Linked DNA regions of Mus musculus: region 2 is linked to region 1. The links are chromatin loops, found by intact Hi-C in ENCODE. Cell type or tissue: left cerebral cortex. All regions are shown on one strand. Links, peaks and the distances in the headings refer to the core of each region. The heading gives the core; the rest is flanking DNA.

What was found. Hi-C counts contacts between places; a loop is a spot of excess contacts. Peaks named below come from ENCODE experiments on the same cell type or tissue, not always from the same donor. Only the 100,000 strongest peaks of a DNase experiment are listed, where the experiment ranks them.
Region 2: it touches region 1 in a loop (3-fold over the local background); 2 of 42 quality-filtered maps call a loop at or near these places.

Annotation. Positions count from the first base shown.
Region 1 is chr7:35,296,554-35,301,928 of GRCm38, forward strand. It overlaps Gpatch1 (G patch domain containing 1), which reads right to left. Exons shown (of 20, transcript NM_026181.1): 8 at 5,025-5,172; 9 at 2,668-2,747; 10 at 931-1,135. Among named protein-coding and RNA genes, the nearest start is that of Gpatch1, 19 kb to the right of the region's middle. In left cerebral cortex, for the core only: a CTCF peak has its summit at 1,518 (motif pointing right); DNase peaks (open chromatin) are centred at 2,937 and 3,262; H3K27ac peaks cover 1,301 bases.
Region 2 is chr7:35,414,682-35,420,056 of GRCm38, forward strand. It overlaps Cep89 (centrosomal protein 89), which reads left to right. Exons shown (of 19, transcript NM_028120.3): 7 at 1,736-1,778; 8 at 2,961-3,179; 9 at 3,538-3,680. Gm42378 (a long non-coding RNA gene) reads right to left here. Exons shown (of 4, transcript XR_881963.3): 4 at 333-1,277. Among named protein-coding and RNA genes, the nearest start is that of Cep89, 20 kb to the left of the region's middle. In left cerebral cortex, for the core only: no CTCF peak of the experiment used is centred there; no DNase peak of the experiment used is centred there.

The DNA.
Region 1 (5,375 bases), core at 187-5,186:
AAGGAAGAAAAGAAGAAAAGAAGAAAGGAAGGAAGGAAGGAAGGAAGGAAGGAAGGAAGGAAGAAAGAAAGAAAGAAAGAAAGAAAGAAAGAAAGAAAGAAAGAAAGAAAGAAAGGGTGAGGGAGGGAGAGAGGGAAGAAGAGAGGGAGGGAAGGAGGGAGGGAGAGAGAGGGAGGAAAAGAGTGAAGGAGGGAGGGAGGGAGAGAGAGGGAGGAAGAGAGGGAGGGAAGGAGGGAGGAGCAGGGCTGGAGAGATGGCTCAGTAAATACCACTCTGTAGACAACTGATGTGGACACAACTGCTTATAGCTTCAGCCCCAGGGGATGCAACACCTTTTTCTGCCCCCGCCAGCATGAATGTGCACACACACACTCACATTCACATACACCCTTATACATGTAAATTTTTAAAAAAAAAATGGGACTGGGGTGAGGTGAGACAGGATTTTTCCATGTAGCCCTGGAAGTTCTGGAACTCACTCTGCAGACCAGGCTGGCCTCAAACTCACTGAGATCAGCCTTCCTCTGCCTCTCAAGAGCTGGGATTAAAAACCTGTGCCACCAACACCTGGCTAATAAATTCTAATAAAACTCAAATAAAAAATTTTAAAGAAAACAAATAAGTGTGAGTGGCACAGTCCTGTGATCTGAGCACTTGTGTGGCAGAGGCAGCAGGACTGAGGGTTCAAAACCACTCTGGGCTACACTGAGAATTTAAGGCAATCCTGGGCTTCATGAGACCTTTAAAAGGTGGGTGGGGCAAAAGGAACAACTCCCCAAGTCATAATGAATAAGGTCTGTATACACTTTTATACGCTGTTTACAATCACGACATGCCTGCTAGGGTTCCCCATCAGTGGGAAACCACAGCTCCCCACTTGAGTAAGATTAGGTTAAACATAACAAGTCCAGTCTCTTCCATCACACCTACCTTGAATAGGCATCTCTCCTAGCAACTCCCCCCGCTTGGAGGCATTGAGTTGATGCCTACTGTGTGTCCCCACGTCCTGCCCTGCTTTCCCAGATGACTCTGATAACACCTGAAGTACGTGAGCATTCTCGGCTGTTGCGGCGACCACAGGTCTGAAATAATGCACCGGTCGGTAGTCTCTGGGCAACTGAGGGGGCGGGTAAATCTTAACAAGAAACAGACAAAAGTCAGGAAATCCGGGCTACAAGATCACACAGACTTAAGAAAGAAAACCATGATTTTAGTGTCCTGAGACACGCCCAGCCCCGGCTCACTTTCGAGGTGAACAGCACTGAGATAGCCTGGCCCTGAGGGAAACCAGAACTACTGTCCCAACAGCCTCACATGGCAAACAATACCACTGCTAATATGTATGTTTCCCACGATGAGAGCACTAAATATAAGACCATGTTCTGCCCCTCATGCAGACCCAGCCCACTGAAAGAACAAATAGTTACAGATGTTTGTTCAAGACTTTAAAAAAAAAATAACAAACTTGAAATTAGGTAGTTTTTGTTCTGCCTGAATATATGCCTATATATGCCTACAGGCCAGAAGAGGGCACCAGATCCCATTACAGTTGGGAGCCACCATGGTGGTCGCTGGGATTTGAACTCAGGACTTCTGGAAGAGCAGCAGTCAGCGCTCTTACCCACTGAGCCATCTCTCCGACCCAAAACTAAGTAGTTTTAAATTCAAAACTCTATGTTCAGGCTATGCTTCACTTCCAAAGTGAACCATCCGACCTTCATTTTTTTTTTGGTTTTGGTTTTTTTTTTGGGGGGGTTTTGGTTTTTCGAGACAGGGTTTCTCTGTATAGCCCTGGCTGTCCTGGAGCTCACTTTGTAGACCAGGCTGGCCTCGAACTCAGAAATCCGCCTGCCTCTGCCTCCCGAGTGCTGGGATTAAAGGAGTGCGCCACCACGCCCGGCTCAGGCCTTCATTTTTTAAAATATATTTTTATCTTGTTAATGAGTATGTCTGTTGGGTAAGTGAATGTGCACATGTGTGGAGGTGCCTGCAGAGGCCAGATGAGGACATGAACCCTTTGGGGCTGGAGTTACAGGTATTTCTGTACTGGGATCCAAACCACTCCTCAATATTAAGCAGTTAGTGCTCTTAACCACTGAGCCATCTCTCCAGCTCCTGCCCCGACTTTTTTTTTTTTTTTTTTTAAAGAATTATTTATTTTGTGTATGTGAGTATGCTGTAGCTGTCAGACACACCAGAAGAGGGCATCAGATCCCATTATAGATGGTTGTGAGCCACCACGTGGTTGCTGGGAATTGAACTCAGGACCTCTGGAAGAGCAGTCAGTGCTTTTAACTGCTGAGTCATCTCTCCAGCCTGCCAACTTACTTCTTTTTTTTTTTATTATTTTTTATTAGATATTTTCTTCATTTACATTTCAAATGCTATCCCCAAAGTCCCCTATACCGCCCCCCTCCCCTGCTCCCCTACCCACCCACTCCCGCTTCTTGGCCCTGGCATTCCCCTGTACTGGGTCATATAAAGTTTGCAAGACCAAGGGGCCTGTCCTATAACACCCAGTTTTCTTCTAAAAAAAAAAAAAGAGTATTCATAGAGAAATACCAGATTAGTTAATGATATTATAAATATTAAAGAACATATAAATATTAAAATAAACACTATAAGCACCAAACAAGCAATATAATTTTAATGGAAAGGTTTTCTTACTTTCTTTGAAGATAAAGGTTTAGAAGCCAAGGAAAATCCTTCCAAAATTTTGCCAACATATCGAAGATCTCTCTCGGGTTCTACAAAATGACATCACTGATTAATTCCAGAAGCTGAGGTGATTAAGGGAGGCAAGAGGCTTCTTATTTTCCAGAGCATAAACAGCGCCCTGGGTAAGGTCACTGGGAAGGAGCATTTGGGGACCGAGTGGCATTCAAACTCTCACCCCTTTGTTGACACAGTGAGGCTCAGCCCAAACTGCCCTCCACTGCCCGGCCGCCCAGACAGCTGCCTTGGCCTCCCGAGACAAGCACCCAACACTGTCTTCCAAGCAAGGACCTCAGCAAAACAGCTTCTACACAGACCACCGCCATGATGTGTCACCTCGTCAGGACTCTGACTAGAAACATCTAAAAACTTGATCTAAAATGGCCCCATAAAGCTGTCCTCTCCCTCCCCGCCAAAGCACCCTCGGTGGCTATTATTTGGAGTGAAAGTTCTCAAGAAAAGCCAGCTAGAGTGTCAAAAGAAAGATCCCAACTGCAAGGGTCAGTTCTTGCGCAGTGCCCCAGGGTGGCTGTGTCCCAGTTTCCTTAGCAACAGCCCAAATAAGGCTCCTAGGCAACACAACCAGGTCAGCTGTGAACTCACGGGGACAAACTGTTATGGCAAACAAAAACATTAACAGTAGATAGATAAGCCCACAAACTAAGGAAACTGGGTGACCAACGCCTCTGACTTGAACAGGGGATGGTTCTCTGACTGCAGACGCAAGCCTGTGACAGAGGCCCTTCGATTCGCAGGAGGACTTTCTACAGAGTGGGTACACAGAAGATTCATTCCAGCCTCAGTAACTGCTGGAAGGAAAAAAAAAAATCTAAAAGTCAGTTGCAGAGATTGGTGAAATGACATGTTCACTCAGTCAGAAGAAAATATGTGCAGTGAGTGTGTGCAAATTAAAAAAGAGACAAAAATATCCCAAACTCATCAACAGAGCAGAGGCACTATTCTCAGGAAAGGAGAAAGATTTGTCTCAGAAAGAAAGCAGACTAGAGTATATGTAAACTACTAACTACTGTAAGATGTTAATAATTTAGCTAACTTAAATATTGGTTACTGATATAATTAAGATAACTATTATTAATTTCATCCTTCCATTAGTGTCTACAGTATGCTCATAGTAATTAGTACTTTATATTATTATATAATTATCATGCAACATATTGTCAACGGTATCGATACATTAGGTATATAACATATACAATAACATTTCTAATTTATTACATGTGAAATTGTATATGGTTTGGGCATTGGGGGTACTGTGACAGAAGCTAGGGCACTGTGCTGACTGACTGTATTAGACAGTCCCGATTCTCCACCCGGTAGTCCCCTGCACCATTTCTAGAAATCAAGACTGCAATAGCAGTTTAACCAAAGGACCTGAGTCACCACAGAGTCTATCTGGAGATTTAAGTTATGTTGAAAGACACCAATATTTATAATAATCACATCTGTAATTCTAGTACCTGGGAGGTAGAGGCAGACAAAGCACAACTTTGAGACTAGCCTGGGCTCTACAGTTAAACCTTAACTCCAAAAAAAGAAAAAAGGTTAGGTGAACAACCATGTTTGATTGCACACAAGAGCCTATTGAGGCCTCAGGGGTAGGAGGCAGGTTAGCTGAGTTCTGTTGTGCTACAGGCTGTTGGCACTGTCACCTGTCCCCAAACCTGGTCTTCTAGCCTGCTGTTTAAATTGGCTCAATCTTCCAGTTCCCTGAACTCTGAGCCCCCACTGCTGTCTGACCACAGCATGGCACCAGGCCACAGTCACTCCCCTCCTGGCCCCAAGCCTCTCCAGCTCCCTAGTACATCCCATCTTCACTTCTGCCTCAAACCCTATTTCTTCCTTATGTCCTATACACTGCAAGGCAGGCCTCAAACTCACAGCAGTCCTCCTGCCTCAGCTGTCCAAGTGCTAGAATTATAAGAACAAGCCATTATATCAGTTTATATTGTTTCTTACCCTGCATATTTTTTGGTTATCTCTTTTTTTGTTTGATGTTTATAGGTATTTTGCCTAAATGTATGTATATGTACCATGTGTATGCCTGAGGCCTATAAAGGCCAGAGGGGGCAGGAGATGCCCTGCAACTGAAGTTACAGATGGTTGTGAGCCACCATGTGGGTTCTGGGAACCAAACCCAGGTCCTTACAAGAGCATCCAGTAGCTTTAACCACTGAACAATTTCTCAGCCCCACATCCTGCATCATGGATAACCCTCTCCTCTACAGAGCCTGTGCCCCCTTCTTCCCAAGACCCTGACGAGTCCTACCATCTGGGCTGCCAAGAAGTACCTTTCTGATTTTTGTATTGTTTGGGAGCTGTCCAGCCATAGAGGCCATCTCCAGGCTCCTCGTCCTTCAGCACAGTGTCATACTTGGATAGAGTTTCTGTGGCGTAGATGTCATCATCTTCCTCTTCCAGGGCACCTACACCAAAAGCCTGCAAAACACAAGGTTTCAAACAGAGCTCCCAGGCTGGAGGGCCCGTCTGCATTGCAGGGCTAAGCTGTACTAAGTTAAGTACCCAGCAGACACAAATGCTCTTGCAGATCGCTGAGAGGGAAGCAGGGGGGAACCCGAGGTTAGAGAGTCAGGTCTACTGAAAGCAGTGACCAGAGGCAAACGCCACACGGCAGCTCAGGC
Region 2 (5,375 bases), core at 217-5,216, 120 kb after region 1:
GCAGGGAATTCCTTGTATAGCTTTCTCAGGATGAGGGAGGTGTCACAGCACAAGCCTGCAGCCAGGCACGGAAGGGGGAAGGGAGTGGGTAGTAGGATATGTGGTCATACCCACTTTGATGTAAACCCACTTTCCAGGAGAGAAATCCTGCTTCCAGGATGCTTGTCATGGAGGCACTTGAATAGATAGTGTCTCAGCAGGGCTCCTGTTAGTCTCTGTAAGAGGGGGCTGCTGTGGAAACCTGAGTTACCATCACTCACACACAAACGCACACACAGATACATATACACACACACACTAACATGCGCACACATACACACTCACAAACACACACACACACACACACACACACACACACACACACCCCAATATTTTGAGGTCTTGAGCTGAGCTCCCTGTGTTTACTAGGCAAGTACATTTTGGGTTAACTACATTCGTAGCGTATGAACTGAAGACATGAGTGCTCCATGGTATGGTTAAGGGAAAGGCTTTTACTGTAGCCAGAAAGGAGAGTCTAGCCAAGGACATCTGGAAGAGTCCAGAGCAGAGAGCGAGAGCAGTAGACTGAGCATGGCCAACAGCCTGGACCTGGTCATGGGCGGGGAGAGAAGAGGGGAGAGTGAGAGATGAAGACAAAGAGAAGCAAGAGAGAGGGAGGCCAGGTGTGAGACCAAGAGTAGCTGAACTAGCGGGGCTATAGGGAGCATGAGTAGCTGGGGGAGGGGAGCCCCTGAGCTGGAGGAAGTTTGGGGGAGGGGAAGGTGAGAAGAACTAGGTACTTGAGATACTGAGGGAGCCTGGCGGCCAGCATGTGCTTTGGTGTGCTAGTAGGCACCACAGACAGCCATTTTCCCTTCTGCCAGCGGTAAGGAAGTGGCTCCTTTGGGAGAGGGGAACCAACTTAACAAGCTCCTGAGGAAAACTGGCCTTTTGTCTAATAGCCAGAATGTGAGGAGATAGAGTTTCCTTTGTCCCTGACACCTAGCTTCACTTAATACTCATAAACCTGGAGGAAGTTCAAGTTTCCAAAGTTTAGCTGTGGACATGACTCATGAAAAGTAAGAAATCACTTCCAGAATTCCTAGAATGATCGGCAGCTTTAATAACCCAGGTGCAAGCACTGAAAGAAGCCTTCCCTGAAGTTTCTCCTTTTAGGAATTTAATAGTTAAACCTGTCTCACCAGATGTGGTGGCTCACACCTGGATTCCCAGCACCTGGATGGGATTCATCTCAGCAGGAGGATCATAAGTTCCTGGGTCAAGGCTGCAGATCCTGTCTGAGAAAACAAAACAAAAGCTTACTCAGAAGAGTTATAACCTCACAGCAGAACGCCACCGCAACCCTACATCCATACACAGTGGGAGAGCTAAGGGCAGCGCCCAGCCTTCTGCTCACTGAGAGGCAGCCATGATCTAGTTTCTCAGCAGTTAGAACCCGCTTTGCTGCCTAGTGGGCCGTCACATGCTTTAGTTACAAAGTGAAGAGACCTTCAGTGAAAATACAGTCACTGCACTGCACACTTAGGCCCGGAGAGAGCCTTCCCCAGGGGTTCAGTTGTAAGAAAACAGGAAGGGTTAAAGTCCAGGTGCTAAAGAAAGATTCTCAGGGCCAAGTGAAGAGGAAGCTCCACCCTCCACCTGCAGCCTCCCTCTGTGTCAGTCCCTGCCAGTCCCTGCCAGTCCACTGTGAGCATGCCGTGCTCACACATAATCACACTCGTCTTTTCCTCCCTAGGGTGAGAAAGTCCGGTTGCATGAAAAGCCTCCTCCCTCCCCAGGTACTGGCCTTTTGGGGTTCACTGTGATGGGCATGCTCAGCTTAGTGTTTACAGAGTGCCTAGAAGAGTCATCTGAAGGAAAGTTGGCAGCTCCCTGTGAAGGCTCTGGGGTCTGATGCTGTGACTAGCTTTGGGAAGGTGTCAATTACTATTAGTGGGGTGAGGGTAGGCTTGTGGAGAGAGCCCAGGACCTGGGGTGAAGGGTGGGCCTGTGGGGAGAGCTCAAGAGTTTGTGGGGGTGTCCCTGTGGGATGTGCTGAGCCCTTGGGTGGGGGTGGGCGTGTCCCTGTGGGACGTGCTGGAGGCCTGGATGTTGGTGTTCAAACAAGGGCTCGGCTTGAGGGTTGAGCTTTGCCAGGCTGACCTCTACAGCTGGGGAAGCGGCTGTAGAGTTCAGAGTGGGTTTGTAGTTTGGGACTGTTATGTCTCCCGTCACTCATCTGAAAGTACTATTTTACCTTTCATTTTGATTAACTGTATTTTGGCTCTTTCTTGGGGATTTTCATTATGTTCTAAGAGAGCCCTGTTGCCCTAACTTCTGGTTCTCAGGCTCCTCCATTGAGAGCAGTCCCTGTCTAAAGTCAGGTTGTTCATCACAGTGATTTGCAAGAGGTTCGGAGTAGGATCCTCAGACATCTATGTGCCCTGGGTTTGGGAACATGGGTTCAGGCCACTCCAAGAGACATTTTCCAGTATGGAAGAAGTTATATTAACTTTTATGGTCACTGAGCACAGCCGTACACCCAGGCCTTTACCAGCTGCACTGAGCAGGTTACTGGCAAAGCCAGGAAACCTCTGCTGTCTCGGACGCTCTCTGAAAGTGTCACTAGTGTTAGGATTGGTGGGGGCTAGTCGGTTACTAAGTCAGTCTATTCCAGAAGATTTACCTGATCGGCAAATGGATGCTAAGCATGTAGCATAGAAGCCCCTTCTGCTTCCTCTGGCCCTGCCACCTCTCTACGTGCTGCCTGATGTGCCTTCCCCTGGGCACCCAGTCTGTTTGGACACCAGGGACACGGCCTCAGGCCTGATGTGAACTAGTTGCTCCATGGCTTTAGGAATAAAGTGTCAAATGTTTTCGATGTGAGCTGGTTATATCATAATTATGTGGAATAAAGTGTCAAATGTTCTTTGATGTGAACTAGTTACAAAATTATGTGGGCTTTCCTCTGTGTCCTTTAGATGTAGCTGGTAGAATACATCAAAGATATACAGAAATAACCAAAGAAAAGTTTGCGGAGTTAAAAGAAGAAACTGTGCATCTGTACTCTGCAAACCAAGCCCTCAGCTGTGAACTGAGCGCTCTGAGACAGGCAATGAAGGACTTACAGCTGAAGCTCAAGTTGGTGGAAAAAGACAACAGGAAGCTGAAGGAGACGGAAAAGGCTTCCTGTCAGGAAGGTGCGGCCCCCTGGCACCATTATTAAGGGACAATTAGGGCTCTTTTTTTATTTTGAGAATTGATGTGTATGTGGATATTTATGCTGTAATACTTAAGACTACATTTGTACCTTTATGCTTATTGAATTTTGATTTTTTTTATCTGCCATAATATTTTGGCTAAATGTCTTAACTTATTTATATAAATTATTACACACACATACACGTGTGTGTGTGTGTGTGTGTGTGTGTGTGTGTGTGTGTGTATACATACAGTACACTACTACAAGGGAACAAAAAACTGACTAGAAGTTTATATAAAGTCTTGGTGACTCGGATATGATTGATTGTAGTGTAACATTACATCGCTGTTTTTCAGGAGTCACACCTGAATTGCTTTGCCTAAGGAAGCAAAGCCAAGACCTGGTGGATGAAAACGAGGGGCTGAAGATGATTGTCCATCGATTGAACGTAGAACTCAGTCGCTACCAAACAAAATTCAGGCCTTTGTCTGAGGAAGAGGTAATGTTTCCAACCCCAGAAAATCAGTTTGTTTGTCTTTAGTCTTTACTGTTGAATTGATTTCTGGTTCTTGAGATGTTCTTGGTAGTTCACACCTTTAATCCCTGCACTTGGGTGACAGAGGCAGGTCTATTTGTGGGTTTGATGCCAGCCTGGTCTACATAGTAAAACCCAGAAAACACACACACACACACACACACACACGCACCCACACACACCCACCCACACACACACACACACACACAGCTTGTCAGCCCGGTATTTAACAAGATAAGGCAAAGGAGTCTTGGAATCTTGAGTCTGAGGCCCGCCTGGGGCTACACAGTAAGCTCAAGGGTGGTCTGAGCTATACATTGAGACTTTGACTTTAAGAAAAAGAAAGGGGGCTGGAGAGATGGCTCAACAGTACTAACTTGCTGGTGTTTCAGAGTTCTCTTCCCAGCACCCACATTGATAGATCCCAATCACCTGTAACTCCAGGGCAAAGATTTCTGACACCCTCTTTGGGCCTCTTGAGAGTACTTTCATGCACATACACACAGGCACTCATAATTTAAAATACAAGTAAGTCTTTAAAGAAAGATCATTTTGTTTGTTTGTTTTGTTTTGTTTTTGTTTTTTCAAGACAGGGTTTCTTTATGTAGATCTGGAAATCCTAGAACTCTCTGTAGACCAGGTTGGCCTAACTCAGAGATCTGCCTGCCTCTGCCTACTGAGTACTGGGAGTAAAGATGTATCACCATGCCCAGCTAAAAAAAACATTTCTCTCTCTCTTTCTTTCTTTCTTTCTTTCTTTCTTTCTTTCTTTCTTTCTTTCTTTCTTTCTTTGTTTCCTTCCTTCCTTCTTTCTTTCTTTCCCTCTTTTTTAAGCATTTATTTATTTATTATATATAAGCATACTGTAGCTGTCTTCAGACACACCAGAAGAGGGCATCAGATCTCATTATGGGTGGTTGTGAGCCACCATGTGGTTGCTGGGAATTGAACTCAGGACCTTTGGAGAGCAGTCAGTGCTCTTAACCACTGAGCCATCTCTCCAGCCCAAAACATTTCTTAAAAAGACATAATTATTCCATCAAAAAAAAAACCCAAAAAGCATTGCTCTCTCCTCTCATGGCTATGACAGGAGACCTGCTAAGAACAACTTAGGGAGCATAGATTTACTTGCGCTCACGGTTCAGGGGCTGCAGCCCACTGTGGCAAGGAAGCATGCTGCCAAAGTACAGCATGACTTGTTTTATCTCTGCAAACCAGGAAGCCAAGAGCCAGACTGGGAGCAGGCCTAGCATGCCATGCTCAGGGCCTGTCCATGCCCTGTGTCTTGTCAGATGGGCCCCACCTCATACAGTTCTTCAGCTTCTGCAGATAGCTCCACCAGCCAGTCACCAAGTGTTTAAGCATGAGCTATGGCAGCATCCCAGACACAGCCATAGCACGGGATCAACCCACCTCCTCTATTCCATTCCATCCCATCCCATCCCATCCCATCCCATAATGAAGGCAGTGAAGACCTTGGAAACCAATGGGCCAGTGAAGAAACATAAAAAGAAGATTTAATGGTCCCCATCAGCGCCTCCATTCTCAGCCTGTTCTTTAGAGTTACAACTGTTATAGAAATTCGTCAGATTGTTACTCAAGTATTTCCAGGGTCCAGGCCCTTAGCCTCTTACTAAGTAAGATAACAGAGGGATTAAA